Regions from separate parts of the Homo sapiens genome. Here region 1 is linked to region 2. A link is a contact called in ENCODE Hi-C or POLR2A ChIA-PET data. All regions are on one chromosome and are shown on one strand. The core of a region is the stretch at or near the end of the contact, and the rest is flanking DNA. Distances in the headings are between cores, read along the strand shown. Region 1 has its middle 120 kb from the start of THBS1. Region 2 overlaps LOC105370777 (a long non-coding RNA gene).

Region 1 (5,498 bases), core at 777-3,276, 110 kb before region 2:
TGAACTTATGGGACGTCTTTTAGGTTTCTCAGAGAAGGGGCCCAGAGGCTGGGGTACAAGGCAAGGTCTGAGTCACAGAGGAACTGTGGGACCAGGCAGCAATCCAGTTACAGGAAATCCATAATTCAAGGCAAAAACGGAACTTGCAACAAGATCAACTTGTGCTGCACTGATGAACTCTTGAACTTCTCTTCTTTCCTTTGGAACATGTTTAAGGCAGGTTTGACTCTACCAGTGGGGATTATGCGGCCCAATGGTGAAGGTCGGGAGATAAGTAAATCCATATATACCTGTAATTGAAAGGTTCTTAATCTTCTTTGTGCTGTGGACTCTCTGATGTTGGAGAGGTCTATAGTGGCCTACTTAGAAAGATTTTTAAAAACATTAAAATAATGTACATAGCATTACAAATAATAATTTTATTGAAATATAGTTGTTGAAATTAAAAAATGTAATATGTAATATAAGTACCTCTTCATTAATGCATGAAATAGCAAGATCTTTCAGTGGATCTTGTAACTATTCTAATTTCAAAATAATGATACAGAAACATGATATCTGGAAATTTCTGTGGCAACTGTAATGTAATGTGAAAATACCTATAATTTTTATTGGTGATAAAGTCACAAGGACTACTAATACTACTAAGGTGCACGCCTACGCTCATCATGGAAAGAGAAATGCTAAATTTCAGGTAGACATTAGTGGGGAAAAAAGTGTAATAGATATTATTATTTTGAGACAGAGTCTCACTTTGTTGCCTAGGCTGGAGTGCAGTGGTGTGATCTTGGCTAACTGCAACCTCCGCCTTCTAGCTTCAAGCGATTCTCCTGCCTCAGCCTCCTAGGTTCAAGTGATTTTCCTGCCTCTGTCTCCCAAGTAGCTGGGACTACAGGTACACACCACCACCCCTGGCTAATTTTTGTATTTTTAGTAGAGATGGGGTTTCACCATGTAGGCCAAGCTGGTGTCAAATTCCTGACCTCAGGTGATCTGCGCACCTCGGCCTCCCAAAGTGCTGGGATTACAGGCGTGAGCCATCGCACCTGGCCTAGATATTTTTTTTCATCCGGGTTTGTAGCCCTCCTCAGTTCCATCCATGGATCCCATGAGGTCTGGCACTCTATGTTAGAAATCCCTGCTCTAGTTTAGGCCTCTGGTTTGCTCCCTGATTGGGATGGCCAGCTGGCCTGCTGACTTGTGCCATGTGCATTTCTTAGGGACCAGGCTGGGGAGGGGGCTGTTGTGGGTCACATCCCCCAGCAGGGGGGCTCTGGGAGCAGGAACAGGAGGGTAGAGTTAGGAGTAAAGGTGGCTTTCTAAACCAAATGTCTGTCCTGACCCCTGTTTTGGTGCTGGAAATGCCATTGTTTGTCATTCAATCCTTCGGGTTATGAGGATCTTAGCTTTAGAGTCACCATTTGAACTCAGCGCTTCTGTGTAGGCCAGGCACTTTAGTCTTTCCAAAGAAGGTAGGAAAGAGCAGATGGGAAGCGAGGACCTGGGACCAGGACACACAGAGGCCCAGGCCCAGGCCCAGGGAAGGAGGCAAGAGAATCAGATGAGGGAGGAAAAGCAGCTGAATTTAGAATTTTGCCTGAGCAGCATCTTTTTCTGCTATGAAATAAACAACTTGAATAAGCCTAGGATTCGTAATATTTCTGGAATCATTTTCTAGCTTCATTTCCCCAGGATTAATGATTTGAGATTCTCCTCAGAGGACCTGTTTCTTCTTTCATTCGAGACTTATTTCTGCTGCTTCCCTAACAAAGCCCAATTTAAAATTCGGGCTTTACTCTGAAGACAGATTCTGGAGCAGAGAGAGCGAGTCTCCTGTGGCCCTAAAATTGAGCCAGGCCTAGAGGTGGCTCTGAAAGCTGCAGTCGCAGAGACATGGCCCATCCAGAGCATGACTGGGCCTGACCCTTCCAGCTGCCGCCTCAGAGCGTCTGTGAGGATGGAGGCCTGAGCAGTGGCCCAAGGTCAGGGCTTCTGAATGCAGTTGCAGAGATATGTGTGGGGCCACGGCCTCTTGGCCTGTGACGCAGGCTGTCTCATCCAATGGGTTGGGATGTATGTGTGCTGAAAATGTTTGACAGTTTCATGCCAAATGGCCACATTTCCCATTTGGTTTCCTAATCTGGGGAGGGATTTCTTTAGTTTATGGTTTAATTTTAACAAGACATTTGGAAAAGATTAAAAATTAGAAACTAAGCCCCTTGTCATTGGCAGTTAAGTGAAGATGATCTCTTCCCTTGAGAATGCTGGCTGCAGGGACACAATGCTGAGGGTTTGAGCTCCTCTGTTTGAAGGAACCCTGAGGGACAGAGTAGTTGAGCCTGATATTATTTGGCAAATAATTTCTCTAAACTCTGTTCACTGAAAACACGGGCAGGCATCAAAGAGGTGGGAAAAATAGCTCCAGCCTGCAGCATCTTTGGCCCATGGGGAGACAAAATTTGCACATGTCAGCCACAGGAAAGAGCAAGGCGAGGCTGTTTAACATTTACAAACAAGGATTTTTTTTTTTGTTTTTACTTGAGGCTCACATGACCTGAGTTGATTGGGATTTTGAAGAGAAAGAGATGAGTGGGAGGAGAAAGAGTTGGAGTAGGCCCTCCAAGCCACAGCTAGAAAGGAAGCGTGGGTGTAGCCAATGAGAGGAGGCCCAAACAAACTAGTTCACTGCCCTCTTAGAGCTACAGACCACAGGAGTCAGAGGGAAAAGCTTCTAGACCCTCCAAATCCAACCCTTCACCCTCCAGGAGAAAACCGAAGATCAGATAGGTGCAGTGCAGTCCCCAAGGTCACAGGCATAGAATTGGGTCTCCTGAACCAGTGCTAATTTCTATGGCAACATGGTTTTGCTGCTGTGTATATTGGGGTAATTGTGGGAAATAAGGTTAGATGGTGTGGTGATTTTTTAAAAAATCATGTCCACAAATTCTTCAATACTGCTCCTTTCAACAGGTGGAGCTTAGTTCCTCTCCCTTTAAATCAGGGCTGACATAATGACTTGCTTCCAGTGAATAAGATGGAAGTGAAGATATGATTCAGACACTAGGTCGTAAAAAGGCATTGTGTCTTTGGTCCCATTTGCTTTCTGTCTCTCTCTTGTTCTCTCTCCGCCTGTCTCTCTCTGCCTGTCTGTCTCCGCCTGTCTCTCTCTCTGTCTCATCACTTGCTCTAGAGAGGTGAGCTCCAGCTATCATGTTGTGAGGATACTCAAACAGCATATAAAGGGGGCCATGAGGGAAGGGATAGAGACCCCTTGCCAATAGCTGTTTGAATGAGTCATTTTGGAAGCAGATCCTCCAGCCTCAGTCAAGCTTTCAGATGACTGCAGCCCTGGCTGACCTCTTGATTGCAACCTCTTGACAGAGAACCAGAACCATCCAGCTAAGCTGCTCCCAGATTCCTGAATCTCAGAAAAACTGTGGGAGAAAATAAACGTTTATTTTTTATGCTGCCAGGTTTTGGGGATAATTTGTTATACAGCAATAGATGTCTGGTACAGATGGTGAAAGGGAAGGAAGGTAAGGTAGAAGCCTAAAAGCCAGCCTGCCCGGTTTAGATTTGATCTATAGGGAGACACTGGTTTTGAGTAAGACATTTGAGGAAGGTTAAGCAATTAGCAAGGTTACAAGTAGTTGGAAAGGAAAAAAATTGCACTGAAGAACTGTGTTTGAATCTCCTAGCGATGTTTTTTGAATCTGCATTGAATAGATAGCTTGGATGGTTGTTTAGTTCTTCACTTTTCCTTGTCAAGAAAGGCAGCAAAGAAGAGCCTATTGCTTAGGGAGAGGCAGTTTAGAGTACTGGATATGAAGATGAGCTCTTGCGGGCAGGGAGCTTGGGTCCTAATCCTGGCCCCCTTACTCTGTTTTGTCATCTTTAAAAGGGGGAAAATAAGAAATAGTGCCTAATTCATAGTTTTTAAAAAATGAAAATTAAAGGTTTGATTATTATAAAGCACCTAAGCAGAGTGCCTATACATTATAAGCACTGTCTGTGTTTATTAGACAGACTTTACACAACTTCTAGTTTAACTTTTCAAATTGACAAGTAAAAGTTGTGTGTTTATGGTGTACAACATGTTTTGATCTATGTACACATGGTAGAATGGCTAAATCAAGCTATTTTACATATGCCTCACCTTACATACTTACCCTTTTTCGTGGTGAGAGTACTGAAAATCTAAGCAATTTTCAAGTATACATGAAGTTGTTTACTGTTGTCAACGTTGATGTACAACAGATCTCTTGAACTTTCTACTGTCTAACAAAAATTTGGTATCTGTTGGCCAGCATCTTCTTAATTCCTCAAAACCCAGCCTGTGGTAACCACAACTTTTCTCTCCTTTTCTGTGAGTTTGACTTTTCTTTTTTTTTTTTTTTTAAGATTCCGCATTTAGGTGAGATCATGTGATATTTGTCTTTCTGTGCTTGACTTATTTCACTTAATGTTCTGCAGGTGAATCTATGATACGACAGGATTTCCTTCCTTTTTAAGGCTGAATAGTATTCCAGTGTGTATCTATTGCACATTTTCTTTATCCGTTCATCTGCTGATGGGCACTTGGGTTGATTCCATGTCTTGGCTATTGTGAATAGTGCTGCAGTGAACATGGAAGTATAGATACCTCTGACATACTAATTTCATTTCCTTTAGAAATACATTCAGTGGTGGGACTGTTAGAATTTCTGAAGTCTTAAGTTCTACAGCTTTAGTCTTCTAAGAAACTGCAAGAATCGATATTATGTGCTGACTTGTGCCTGCATCACATTCACTTGTTGAAGTCCAAAAAGTCTTAATCTCCAGTACCTCAGAATGTCACTCTATTTGGAGATGAGGGCTGGGAGAGGTAATTGGAGTAAAATGGGGTCATATGAGTAGGCCCTTATTCAACATGACTGATGTTCTTGTAGGAAGAGGAAATTAGGACACAGAGACACACAGAAGGGAGACAGTGTGTAGATACTGGAGGAAGATGGCATCTACAAGCCAAGGAGAGAGGCCTCAGACAAAACAAACTATAATACCTTCCTCTCGGACTTCTAGCCTCCGGAATTGTGAGAAAATGAATTTCTATTGTTTAAGCCACCTAGGCTGTGGTAATTTGTTAGGACAGTCTTAGCATACTGGTACAAGTATCTCCCTGGCCTCACTAGTAAGCAGTCCTCAGGTCCCTTTCCTCCCCATGAAAGAGCAAAATATTCACAGAAATGACTGCCTGCTTATTAGAGCCAGGGCTCCTTCTGGGTAGTAGTAGTGGTCTGTGGATGAATGTAACTTTTTCTTTGGTATATTATTTCTTCATTTTTTTTCTGATGAGAGAGTCCAGAGTTTCTTCAGGATTCTCAGAGGGGTTAATGACTTTTCCAAAAGTTTGGAGCTGCTGTTTTAGACTGTGTCTTATCATTCTAGGCCTTTCAACCTTGGCTCCAGCTGCACATAGAATATACCTTGGCACTAGGGACCATCCCTGCAGCTGAAAT
Region 2 (5,623 bases), core at 763-3,262:
ATTTCAACACACCTGGCTGCAACATTGTAGAATGCAGACCTCCTTACCTGTTTTTGTATTGTGCTGTCACTAGTGGTTAGAAAATATTTTGCGAAGGTAGCTGTACAGTGACAATGGCACTGAGAAATATTTACATGTTAATTATGATGACAGCAGTTAGGGTAATGGTTAAATGTTAGAGAAAAGTCATAAAGACCAAGACTGTGAAATAAGATGACAATATTGATACTGACAGATAAATCTTAAAATAATCTTTCTGCTAGTTGGCAAGTTCACTATAGATAGAGGTCGTGTCTTGCCCAGCTTTGAGCCAACAGTGCCTAGCACACTGAAAGCGTCAATAAATGAATGAAACTCTTCTCATTTGTCTCCTGGCCCTTGAATTGTCCTCTTACAGATGTGAATCTAGTGGTTAAACTATCTTTTTTTTTTTGAGACGGAGTCTCACTCTGTCATCCAGGCTGGAGTGTAGTGGTGCTATCTTGGCTCACTGCAACCTCTGCCTCCCGGATTCAAGTGATTCTCCTGCCTCAGCCTCCCTAATAGCTGGGATTCCAGGTGTCTGCCACCACAACTGGCTAATTTTTTTTTTTTTATTTAGTGGAGACGGAGTTTTACTATGTTGGCCAGGCTGGTCTCAAACCCCTGACCTCGTGATCTGCCCGCCTCATCCTCCAAAGTGCTGGGATTACAGGCATGAGCCATCATGCCCGGCCTGGTTAAAATATCTTTAAAATGTCTTTGAGAGAATATTTTATAGCCAACTCAGTAACTTCTACTCCCGATGCTTATATTCTTAAAGCATTCATTTTGCATTTTAACCTACATCCTACCTGCCGTTATTCAAAACTTTTGTTTTGTTCCGTCCTTCATGAAACTAAATGTCTCCATCTTCCATATAAAGTGGTCTCCTAAGTTAAGTAAATGGTCCAAGTGAGCCACTGCTGTCCTCAAACAGTGAGAGGACCCAGCATACATGAGTCACAAAGCCACATGAATGACAGACACACACATACACACACACACGCATAATGTGTTCTAGAGAAGCAACAATGAAAAACATGTACATGACTATGTGGATGTTTCCTTGGCTAGTATGTTTTTCTGTTGATGCTTTGCTTCTAAATAATATTGAGCTCCTAATCTTGCATAATAGTGTAGCAACTTTTTAACTTTTAGGGGTTAGTTTTTAATTTTCTTGTACCTTTTTAATTTGAAAAATGTCAAACTTAAAAGAGGAAATTCCTATATACTCTTCCTCCCCCCAGGTTATCACCATTTCATTTGATTTTGTTCTCTTTCTCTGCATGTGTTTTTCAATCTTTTTTTTTCATTATTGTTCCCTCAAGGAGGCATTTTAGACCTTTTTTTCCCTAATTACCCCATGGAAGTTTAAGACCACAGACATATCGTGTATCTGTTTGTGTAGTGTGGCCTTTTGGGGAGCCACAAACCATTGTATCTAAGAAATTTCTATCCCCTAAGAGCCGATGTTTACCCTCTAATTTGTCTGTATCACTTGAGAGTAAGTTGGAGACATAGTGTACTTTCCCCTAAATATTTCAGTATTTATTTTCTAAGAACAAGGGCTGCTTCTTACATAACCAAAATACAAATATCAGAATCAAGAAATTGAACATGGGCATAGTATTGACATAGTATTATTATTTAACCCACAGTCCATATTCAAATTCTGTCAATTGTCCCAATAATGCTCTTTATAGCTACTTTTTCTCAGCCAGGTTTCAATCCAGGATACATAGGGCAGTTAGTTGTTGTGTCTCTTTAGTCTCTTTTATTGTAGAATATTTCCTCAGTCTTTCTTGATCTTGACATTTTAAAAGAGTACAGAGTATTCTGTAGAATGCTTCTCAATTTGGTTTTGTCTAGCATTTTGTCTGGATTAGATTCAGGTTATACATTTTTGGTGAAAATGCCATTAAAATGATGTTATGTCTTTCTTGGCACATCGGGACACACATGATGTCAGTGTGTCCCATTACTGGTGATGTTGACTTTGATCATGTGCTTTAGGTGGTGTCTGCCAGTTTTCTCCACTGCAAAGTTACTATCTTCCCCTGGTAATTAATAAGTAATTTGTGGGGGAAATACTTGGATGCTGTGTAAATATCCTGTTTCTCATAAAACGTTATCTGCTGGGTTTAGCATCTATGAATGATCTTTCAACCCTGCCATCCTTCTATAGTTTTTAGGTGGAATTCTGCTGTAGGAAAGAACTTTCTCTTTGCCCTGCTTATCTACTGGACTCCTGAATTCTAATTTTATTCATTAATTCATGATCTGGAACAGAAACCTATAGTAGTGAACAGAGGCTAAAGGCAATTAGCTCATAAGAAACACACAGAACATATCCACACACACATACTAAATGTGTATACACACACAGGACATATATATACACATATACTAAGCGTATACACACACACACACACACACACACACACACACACACACAGAGACACAAAAATATTGGAGACAGCTTCTAAGACCATTTGCTGATGAAGGCATTGCTTATTCCACAAAAGGCAGAACACGTGTGATGGACTTCTCAGAGAAAGCCGAAATCAGTATTCACAGCTTCTAACAGTAAATTGAACATGAAAAAACTCCACTAACTACTGATCATTGGACCTGATTGCTTGTGGTTCTGGGAGAGAGAAGAGACATCTGCACAGGAATTGGAGCCAGGCCCTGCCGCATGCAGCCATCAGCCTCAATGTGACACTATGAGCTTTGGCTGGGAATAAGACACTACATCTTGGCTTGGGGACACAAACCTGGAGTACTACCAGAGTAAGGCAACCAACCCAAAAGCTACTTGACAGGGAGAGGAGTCTACCAAAAAGAAACAAAACAAACAAATTCCCTCCCAAACAAGGTAAGCTTTCAAGAAAAATTACAAAGCACACAAGAATATTTTCTGGCATGAGGATAGTCAACAGACCCAAGAATCTGTGGAGTCCATGCATGAAGAACCAGACATAATGGTGCAATATTAAATGTTAAAATAAGGATTCTTGAATCATCAAATAAGTAAAAGAGGGAAGGGGAACAAAGAATTCTTAAGAATAGATAGGGATTAAAATATAGAAACCTTGGAAGTGAAAAGTGTAGTCATTGAAATAGAAATTGCAAGTGATAAGGTGAACTGTAGACTAGACATCTGGGCCAGTCTAGGGTGAGGCAAGGAAGGTATCCAGGGTGCAAAATGTAAGAAGGCACTCACTGTCGCTGCCAACCCTGAACTAGCGCATGCCCAAGAGTGAGTGACTTCTTACATTGTACACTCTGAGTACCTTGCTTGTCTTACCCTTGTCCCATCGCTGGTTGACACAGTGGAAGGGAAAATTATGAACTGAAGATAAAACTAAAGGAATGACTGGGATAGCAGATAAAGAGGTTTAAAAATGAAAAGAGCAGCTGAGAGATCTGGAAGAAAGCTCCAAATTATATTTTTTAAATCCCAGAGAAGAGAAAAATAAAGAGTAAAAAAAATATTGAGAGGTAACCTGAAAGTTTCTACAAGTAAAAATGTTAACCCTTTGATTGAAGAATTTCATCCTTATAAATGAAACTTTAAATGATTTATGATTCATTGCTGAAATATGAAGGGCCCAAATTCCTAATGATCCCCTGACCCTGGCCAGTTTAATTGGGTTGAGTAAATTCTATTTAACCTCAGGGCATTGGCTCATTAGAGAGAATTATGTATGGTACAAAGATTATATTCTCAGTTCTACTTGTCTGGTTGGTAAACAGTCTGTGACTGGTTTCTAGTACTCAGCCACTTCCTAGCAGCAGTGGCTCTATGGTGACTCGACTGTATCATCACTCACTGAGGGGAGGTAAAAGCCTTTTGTTGGCAGCTGTAGTTCGGAGTTAGGCTAGATGCGTGTTTGAAACCACCCACCTACAGGTCTTTCCTCCTTGCTACTGTGTGTGAAATGTTTTCAGCTCCCTGTGCCTCTGCTCTGGTAATAGGCCTCCACTGGCAAGGGAAATGTGTTTTGCTTATCAGACTGCAACACTAACAGCACAAATCATTCAGTAGAAAGTATGCTTTAGTCCTTGAAGCTGTTTGGTTTTCTTTGCTCCTTATCACAACTAACTATGTAGCTACAGGCAGGAAGCCTGACCATTTGGGCCAAGTCAGTGCACACTTAGCCAAAGAGATGGGTCATTGCTTATTTCTGGGCTCTCTTTAGTCCTCAGGCCAATTTGGGACTAGAAATGGATGCAAAGTTTACCTCCCCATTTTTATGGGCTTTTTATCACATGGGTGGTAAACAAAGGCTCGCTTCATGAAGAACTTTAGGGCAGGTGGAAATCCTTAGGTATAGGGGAGGGAAAATTTTGAAAGAACAATTTGAGTAACCCTTGTGAGGCTTCTTGTTTACTTCAAGATAATTAAAATGTCCTGGTTGAAGGAGAAAAATATGCTTTGAGAATTACTCATTTGGTGTTTTTGAATTAAGGGTTTGGCATCTCTTTCCACGAGTGAGTAATTTCTTTTGCCGTGAGTGTCTGTGTACAGATAACACACCAAAATAATACAGAGCCTGCAGCTGAAACGTACCTGGGAAGAAGTGCAGAGCGTCACATGTGAATTGTGGCTCAGCAGATGCTAAGTCAGAAATCTCACTGGAAGGTTTAGGACCTGAATTAAGACACTGAAGGATTGGATCAGGGTGTGTGTGTGTGTTTGCATAAGAGAAAGAGAAACAGTAAAAGGAACAGAGACTGAGAAACCGAGAGATAGGGAGGCCAAAAAAACAAGAGACAGGAATAAAAACAGATTACCCTTGAGAGTTCAGTTAAAAATTAGAAGACTGGACTAGGTGAGAGAAAAATTGCCTGGTCATCATCAAAGTACGAATATAAACCTAAAATAAAGATCATCCATGTGTCAGCTGTACTACAAATGTAGAAATTATACAAAGGGCTGTCCCCTGTTCTAAGCAAGTGGAATGGGGCGTGGAGAGAAGTAAGGTTTGTTGTGGTTGTGTAATACAGTAGCACAGGATTACAGGGAAATGACTTTTTCTAGTGAGATCCTGAGACCTTACTTATGAAGTCTCAGGTACCCATTTTGTGCGGCTTCACTGAGTATCATCTTGATGGAATGGTGTGGTCTGGAGAGCCTCAAAATTATTTAAATGTTGGCCTTCCTAACTTATCCCATCTCAAATAGAAAATGGATATATGCCAACTACACAATATATTCATTTGGACTCAATACAATAATCAGGATATTAGGATAAAGCTTTTACATTTCAAAAGTTGCTTTCACTTATGGTATCCTGTTACATTTTTAAAACAAGTCTGTGCTGGGGAGGTATTAACCTTTCTCAGACAAAGAAACTGAAGCACAGAGATGTAAAGTTACTTTTCTAAAGCCACAGAGCTAGAAAATGGCCAAGCAGGACTTGAATCTAAGTTCACTATTCTGCTGTGCCATGCCTCTGATTGCCTGCCATGTGAAATGCTATTTGTGGTTTTGCATTTTGTTCAATTTTCCATTACAACTATGTTAACAAAAGAATGTTAGCGTCCAGGTTTATAGAAAATTACCATATCCAAATTCTCTGCTAGAAGTTGAGGG

The links. Hi-C counts contacts between places; a loop is a spot of excess contacts on that map. ChIA-PET counts read pairs that join two places held with the same protein, here RNA polymerase II (POLR2A). Pooled maps may share reads with other maps.
Region 1: a map of posterior vena cava shows a loop between it and region 2 (2.0-fold over the local background). The contact joins two enhancer-like sites. A Hi-C loop is called at or near these places in 2 of 168 maps with a recorded cell type or tissue (IMR-90 and posterior vena cava) and 6 of 50 pooled maps. POLR2A ChIA-PET finds 5 or more read pairs at or near these places in 1 of 52 experiments (BJ).

The regions. Positions count from the first base shown.
Region 1 is chr15:39,463,148-39,468,645 of GRCh38, reverse strand. No RefSeq gene overlaps it. Among named protein-coding and RNA genes, the nearest start is that of THBS1, 120 kb to the left of the region's middle. RefSeq lists an enhancer at 1-326. Within about 2 kb of position 2,026, at least 12 of the 41 ENCODE cell types and tissues checked have a DNase peak (open chromatin) inside an H3K27ac peak, as active enhancers do.
Region 2 is chr15:39,357,065-39,362,687 of GRCh38, reverse strand. All of the region lies in intron 1 of LOC105370777 (a long non-coding RNA gene), which reads left to right. Among named protein-coding and RNA genes, the nearest start is that of LINC02915, 110 kb to the right of the region's middle. Within about 2 kb of position 2,012, at least 2 of the 41 ENCODE cell types and tissues checked have a DNase peak (open chromatin) inside an H3K27ac peak, as active enhancers do.